2 separate regions of the Homo sapiens genome follow, and region 1 is linked to region 2. The links are chromatin loops, found by intact Hi-C in ENCODE. Cell type or tissue: GM12878. All regions are shown on one strand.

Evidence for each region. A loop is a pair of places that touch in the nucleus more often than their neighbours do. Peaks named below come from ENCODE experiments on the same cell type or tissue, not always from the same donor. Only the 100,000 strongest peaks of a DNase experiment are listed, where the experiment ranks them.
Region 1: a loop joins it to region 2, with 2.1 times the contacts of the local background. A loop is called at or near these places in 1 of 110 quality-filtered maps.

The regions. Positions count from the first base shown.
Region 1 is chr1:79,458,727-79,462,726 of GRCh38, reverse strand. No RefSeq gene overlaps it. Among named protein-coding and RNA genes, the nearest start is that of LINC02792, 140 kb to the right of the region's middle. RefSeq lists an enhancer at 1,179-1,228. In GM12878, no CTCF peak of the experiment used is centred here; a DNase peak (open chromatin) is centred at 1,736; H3K4me3 peaks cover 626 bases; H3K27ac peaks cover 1,026 bases.
Region 2 is chr1:79,042,775-79,046,774 of GRCh38, reverse strand. No RefSeq gene overlaps it. Among named protein-coding and RNA genes, the nearest start is that of ADGRL4, 38 kb to the right of the region's middle. In GM12878, a CTCF peak has its summit at 1,573 (motif pointing right); no DNase peak of the experiment used is centred here.

The DNA of each region.
Region 1 (4,000 bases), 420 kb before region 2:
ATCACAACTGCTATGAAGACATCAATTATGGCCAGACATCCTTTACTAAACGGCATCCCTCTGACCCTGCACAATTTTTCAAATTGTAACAGAACACAAGTCTTCCAATGCCAGTTTTTTGTTTTTGTATTTTTCAGAATAGAAAACAATGTACTGAGGAAAACAGAAAGTGAAGAAAGTATAAGGTATGAGGGTTACAGTTACTTTCATGGGAATGGCAATTCTTGGATTGTATGTTAAATATCAAAGCACTGAAACCCAAAAGAAGTGGAATGGGTAGGATTATTAGGCAAAACATAAGACATCCAGTTATATTCTAATTTCACATGAACAATGAATACTTTTTAGTATAGCTATCTACCAAAGATTGCATGGTACTTGCCCAGTGAATGTCCACTCTCGCTATTTTGGTTGGGGTACACTTAGACTAGAAAAGTTTTTGTTGTCTATTTGCAATTAAAATTTAACCAACCATCCTGACTTTTTTTTTTTTTTTTTTTTTTGAGATGGAGTCTCGTTCTGTCACCCAGGCTGGAGTCTAGGCTCACTGCAACCTCTGCCTCCTGGGTTCAAGCAATTCTCCTGCCTCAGCTTCCTGAGTAGCTGGGATTACACGCACGTGCCACCACACCTGGCTAATTTTTGTATTTTTAGTAGAGACAGGGTTTCACCATGTTGGTCAGGCTGGTCTCAAACTTCTGACCTTGTGATCCGCCCACCTCGGCCTCCAAAGTGCTGGGATTACAGGCGTGAGCCACCGCGCCCGGCCTGACTTTTTATTTGCTAAATCTGGCAGCCTTAGGAATGGGGGCTGGACTGAAAGCACATTTGTATGAACATGTGTAGGCAAACAGCTCAGTTGATGAATTTGAAGCTGGGTTTCTGGTGGAAATCCAAGAATCACTATAATTTAAATTTTCAAGGCTACATAAAGGCAATACCATATAGAGCAATGCTTTAGAACATCATTCAGTGGAGTCAGACAGATTTGAGTCCTGGCTTCTCTAACTCATATCTTACTGGTGTGACTCTATGCAAGTTATTTTCGGTGTCTTAATTTCAACCTCCTCATAGTTAAAAATTGAGATAATTATCTCTTGGTGTTTTACAAGGATTGAACGAAATAATTCACAAAACTAAATTTTAAAATACCATTGAGTAAAACATAAACAAGAAACCCCTTGAGAGTTGGAGGTTTCAGTAAGCTGAGATGGCGCCACTGCCATCCAGCCTGGTGACAGAGCGAGACTCTGTCTCAAAAAAAAAAAAAAAAGGAATCCTCTTGATACTGTTGCTCGTGGGCTATAATTTTTAGCACATCTTAGAATGACTAACAGTTAAAACATGTTAATAAAGCACATTGTTGATAACTGCAGGTAGAACAACACTAAAACATCAAATCCTCAATACAGTTAACGAGAAACAGTCTAAGGCAAAAGGGACTGAGGTTTTGGAGGTAGAGAGAAACTTTCACCTGTCATAGCATAGCTTAATGTACTGGAAAAATTTTGATTTTTGTTTTTAACTTTTACCCTATGTATGTATTCCTTATTGAAAATGTTGAACAGGAAACCATCTAGCAGTCCCTGCTGAACCTCAATATCAGGTTTTCTAAAACCAGCACTGAGATTAGTTTTATTTTAGAGACCACTGAGGAACAGAGAAAAACACAGAAGAGATTCAAGGGCAAGCATGGGCTTCAGCTTCTCGGACACTTAAGCACCTGAAATAGAAACAGAGAAACCATAAAAGTTGTAAGTTTACCTCATCTGCTCCATCACTGTATTTGTCACAAGGGGAATCAGTTCACTTTTGGTAACTTCCTTCTTAAGAGTACTGTCATCCCCTCAGTGACACATTGGCTGCCCAGAGTTTCATCAACAGTGAAACAGCCAAAGCTGACCATATAACTTTCATTCTCAAAGAAGAAGCATTCCATGTTATTGATAACATCCACTGGTTAAGAATTCTGCTCTTGATGATGTTAAGAGAGTTGACATATTTTCAATATCAACTGTCATTTCTCAAGCTGTAAGCATAACAGATGTTTGTTGAATAATACTCAGGTATTTCTTAGATGGGTGCAGGACACCTAATGTCTACTCTAAACATAAAATCTATTATTGAAAAAATATATAATTGCTGGACCATTGCTGTTGTTTTCAGATACAACTGTATTTTTTAGGTTAAAAAAGTTTTGTACAATAGTCAATGGATGTTGCATTGAATCCTGAACACTGCTTTCATTTTATTGTAGTTTAAATGTAAAATAAGTCTGTTAACTAAAATGGAAGTCACCGAGTACTGAAATTTTGGAGACTCAGCTTGTCAAGATTGTGCTTTATTAACAATATTATATTGAAATAACTGGTCCTCAGATATGTTAATCCCCACTGTCTAGGGAATCTCAGTCAGTTTTTCAGTATTTTGGGCAAGAAAACTAGTTTTGAAGGTAAGTGGCAATTGGTCTAATTCTTGGCTATGGCAGTCACCTGTTTTATGTTCTGTAGCCACTTGGAGTCTTATTTTTCATACCTGACTGAGTTTTTCTGAAAACAGTAGATAAAGCCGTGATTGTGGTAATAGCACATAGCAAGAGCTTGAGGACAAAGGTTCCAATTCTTCTTTCTCCTCCTTTTAATTCCTTCTCTCCCACAGCATCTTTGACCAAAGTCTGTATGTATGGTGTTACTACTTTTACATTTATGTATGGTGTTACTACTTTTTTTTAGACTTAGCAATAGTGGTATTCACGTATATTTACATCCCTATATAATTTACTTTTTATTATGAAATATTAATTAAGTAATTATGAGAAGAGAAAAAAGTGCATTGTGAGTAATAAGAAGTTACAGGCAATAGGATAGGGGACTCACATAAAGTAGAAAACCTAAGAATGGTTTTCTGAAATTACAATGTAAGTTAGAAATAACCACTTGCCCATTTAGGAGAGTTAAGTGAAAAGCGAGATATTTCTGCCTGGAAAGTTCAGGCACATCTTGATGTGGCATATGAAACTTGGAAGTTGTGTTGATTGTGGAGATAGTGGAAAGGGCATTGTACACAGGGAAAAGTATAGTAGAATCACCAAGTTTGGAAATAATGTAGCTAGAAATGCACAAGGATATGCAAATACTCCATTCTGGCTATAGTATAGAGTACAAGAAAAAGAAGAGTGGGAGGTAAGTCTGGAAAAACAGCTCGGCGAGAGCTTTTAAAGAGCTTTTATTCAATTAAGGGAGTTGGAAATGTTTTCAGTTAGCAATGGGGAATCATCGAAGATTTTTCAGTTGAGGGTAGGGAAGTGCCTGATCAGAGTTTTGTGTTCAGATTATCTATCTGGCAACATCAAGTTATGTAGATTGGAGCAGAAACAGACTAGAGGCTGCGAAACATTTTAAAATGTGCATTTGTCAGTTAGAGTAGACAATAATGAGTCCATACGCTTGAGCAGTGAAATTAGCAATGGCATCTCATTTAGGTAGAATTGCAGGTGTCCGTGGAGGGAATGAGGACTGCTGGGGATCTCCTGCTTACCAAACAGAGAAGAATTGTAGGTATTAGAGGGTAGGAAGGGTAGGGGGCAGGAAACAATAGGGAAGAGTTGGTTAACAGCTACAAAATTGCAGCTAGATAAGAGTAATAGCTTCTAGTGTTCTATAATAGCATCCCCAACGTTTTTGGTACCAGGGACTGGTTTTGTGGAAGACAATTTTTCTACGGCAGGGTGGGTAGGGGTTGGGGAGATGGTTTTGGGATGAAACTGTTAGGCATTAGATTCTTATAAGGAGCACACAACCTCGATCCCCTTGCACGTGCAGTTTACAATAGGGTTTGTTCTCCTGTGAGAATCTAATGTCACTGCCGATCTCACAGACAATAATGCTCGCTCATCTGTCACTCATCACCTGCTGTATGGCCCGATTCCTCACAAGCCATGAAGCAGTACTGGTCCACAGCCCGAGGGTTGGGGACCCCTGTTCTGTAGCACTGTAGGGTG
Region 2 (4,000 bases):
TGATAATTTCTATCTTGTACTATTGTTGCCAAGATTGACTAAAGATTTATGTGAAAGTTGCACTGTCACACAAAGCTTTATACTAATATAATGGATTACTGTGCTAATGGTAGTGATTAATATTTTGGGCCAATTTAACCAGATTACATTTTCATCCAACTTTAATGCAGTCTTTGGTAGTTAATCCACCCTGCATAAACCAAGTAAAATATATAGATTTATCAGATAATTTAACCTTTTTATTGATACATAATACATGTACATATTTTTGGAGTACATGTGATAATTAGATATATTCATGTAATATATAAAGATCAAATCAGGGTAATTGGGATATTCTTCACCTTAAATATTTAGTTTTTTCTTTATGCTAAGAACATTCAAACTGATAGATTTGAATCTTAATGAAAATCTGTTGGCAAAAATAAAGTAATGAATTGGCACACAAACCAATGCATAATGGTAAGTGGAGTGTATGCTGAAGTAGGTAATCCATTTGGGGTTCTAATCACTTCATACATCCTTCATTTGGTTTCTGTTGGTCTGTGAAATATATGGATTGGATTATAGATCCCCCAATTTTCTATTTAGCTATACATTTTCATATTTATTTTCAAAATAAAAAATCAATGTTGTTTTATAAATCACAAATAACATAACAATACTGATAGCAAATTGTACTTTTATGAGTCAAACATTATTTTATAGCCATTAGCTCAAATTGTCTTCAACATCTCCACCTCCCCCTAAAAAGCTGTGGTGTGAGAATGGTAGAACAGACATTACTATCCCATTTTACAGAAAAAACCACTAATGCCAATTAAGGTTATAAGCGTCAAGAATAAAACCATAAGGTGTTCAATTGATACTGAAGTCCAGATTATTTTTTAATTTCAAGAGAAAAAAAGAATTTCAGAATTCCTTATGATACGGGAGTGCTGGAAATGGAAGAGCATGGTCCCTTTAAATGATACAGAAGGAGGGAAGGGAAGCGCTGGGTGTAGCAGGGCGTGGTCCCTGGCTAGGGCTCCACCCCCACGGACCTAGGTGAGGACAGGCAGTCCTGCCATTTCGCCTAAATGTTGCATTTCCCAAGACCACCCTGGCCCACCACGTCCCCATCCTGGGCCTATAAAATCCCGAGACCCTACCAAGGCAGAGACAGAGGCAGCTGGCAGAGACAGAGAAACAGTTTGGCAGAAGACACAAGAGGCTGGACGTCGAGAGGACGTCAATGGGAGCACGCTGGCAGAAAAGCACACTAACAGACGAGGGTACACTGGCAGGCCTTCGAAGGCCGGCATGAGGCGGAGTTTGGCCGGGGCAGTCAGAGGAAAGCTGGGGCTGCCAAATGACTCAACTCTGAGGGAAAACCATCTCCCTTCTGGCTCCCCTATCGTCGGAGAGCTACTCCCACTCAATGAAACTTTGGACTCATTCTCCAAGCCCACATGTATGTGATCTGATTCTTCCCATACACCAAGGCAAGAACCCAGGATACAGAAAGCCCTCTGTTCTTGTGACAAGGTAGAGGGTCTAATTGAGCTGGTTAACACAAGCTGCCTATAGATGGCAGACTAAGAGAGCGCCCAGTAATACATGCCCACTGGGGGTTCAGGAGCTGTAAACACTCAACCCTAGACAGTGCCATGGGGTCGGAGCCGCACAGCCTGACCATCTGTATGCTCCCCTAGAGGTCTGAGCAGCGTAGCACTGAAGAAGCGAGCCACACACCCTGCCTCAAACCCTGTAGGGGGACAAGCAAACTTTTCCCGTTTCACTTAAAACATCTTTCTGACACATGAAAAAAGTCACTGATCATAGAGCATGTTTATTTATATTAAAAATAAAATTTTCCATGAGTTAAAAGATTAAAATACAGAGATTAAAGTGCTTTATTTCACTTATTAATATATAAAAGCAAGAAAATTAAACGTATTTAGTTTTCATTAAATATTTTTAACAAATGGTGTTAAAATAATTATTCACTGAAGTTTTTAGATATTCGGCACTTCTCCTTAGCAAGTTCTACTTATATTTCAAATAGCACATCTAAAAAAAAACCATATAATTATTATATGACATTTAAAAGTATTAGTGTTTTTTTCTCTGGATTTAAACGTGAGTAAATAAATCATATTATATCCGTAAAACTTCTAGAGTTGGCAAGAATCTAGTTTAGTCACATTCACATTTTATTTTAAAGCCATGAATTCCCTTAATAAAAATGTACTCATACAATTAGTAGCAATTGTTTTTAGATAAAATAACGTTTCTTTGATTCAAAATAAACATTCATGAGCTACGTTAAGATATGTAAAATAAACATTTTAGGAAAATGATCTGTAGCTGTATTTCTGAATGTTCATGTCATATGTTACCAGCTTTGATACAGTTCATGAAATTTGAAGTACAGCAATACAGACTGTACCATTTATATGTCAAAGACATTTTAATGCTACCTCTTGAAACTGTTCTACTACTGATTTCCTGGTGAAAAATAATACATTTAAATAAACTTCAGGTAGCTGAAAGACTACCACAAATTAAGACACAATAAAAGTTATGTACCTCTTTTAATAAATTCAATGTAGAAAGTTAATAACGAGTTGTAAATTTTCCTTTTGTCATTGGGTGACATCAAATAATGTATAACTGTCACAAGACTATTAGCATACAGACTGAGGAAAGAGTTGATAACAAATGCTAACAAATAAATAAACTTTCTAGTGCAACTTTAAACTTACTCTGGACTCTATTCCTTATTTTAGGAAACTAAATTCAGAACAGGGTGAACATATGTACTGCATTTTAACACCTATGTTTGACAAGATTTGTGAAAATAAAATGTCAGAATAATAGTTTTTGAGGGAACTGGAACTTTTAAAACCATGAAGTGAACTGAAAAGAAGAAAGGGAGGGAGAGAAGGAGGGAGAAAGAAAAAGAAAGGGAAATGAGGAGGGGAGGGGGTGCAGAGCAGAGAGCAAGGAAAAAATTCCTGATGCCTTAATCAACAAACTTGCCTCCCTTTGCCTTGTGTTCCATCACTTGGAGCAGTTTGTCAGTTGGCAGAATGAAGAAGTAATTCACAGATTCTGCACATTCCAGTCATAATCACAGGAATGAATTCGGGACTTCCTAAGATTTCACTGAGGAGATGCAACTTTGCATAACCCATGCGGAAATTCATTTCATCTGTTTTCATTTTATTCTATCTATCGTGTATTTTTGATGACGAAATGGGAAAGAAAAAATGAAATTCTATCATACGAATTTCTGTTAAATATCATTTTAGCTATCAGTTGTCACACCTGCTATTTGATGCATTTCAGTCAATTGACACAATTATATATTTTTGCAACCTATATCATTTTCTGAAGCCTTATTTATTTTACAGTAAATCCAATTTATTTTATTCAAATATCTTAACAGATACCAAATATTTGTTTCTCATATGTTTAAATATTTTTCAGTATAAATCTGCAAGGTATTGAATAATATGCCTCTTTTTAAGCTAAAATGAGTCACTATTTTTTATAATGTCATGACAGCTCTGAAGGCTCTCTTTAGAAACATCCAGGTCAGCACATGCACTTAGATTTTCTAATTTTTATTTTTATTATACACAAATTACAGTTGCATATAATTATAGAAGTGGTGTTCCGCTTTTTTAATACAACATGGAAAGAGTAAATTAAGCTAATTAACTTCAAATATTTAACATTTGTTGACGAACACATTAGAAATTTACTCTCAGCAACATTGAAACATAAAGGACTCAATTATCAGCTATATTCACCAAGCTGTGCAATTCACCTAAAAAAAAATAAAACATATCCCTCCTTACTGAGGCTTTGTACCCTTTGACTGTAATCCTCCCATTCCCCCACAGCCCAGTTGCTAGTAACTACCATCCTACTTTTTGGTTCTGTGACTTCTATTGTTTTAGGTTCCACATATAAGTGAAAATATGTGGTATTTGACTTCCTGTATTTGGCT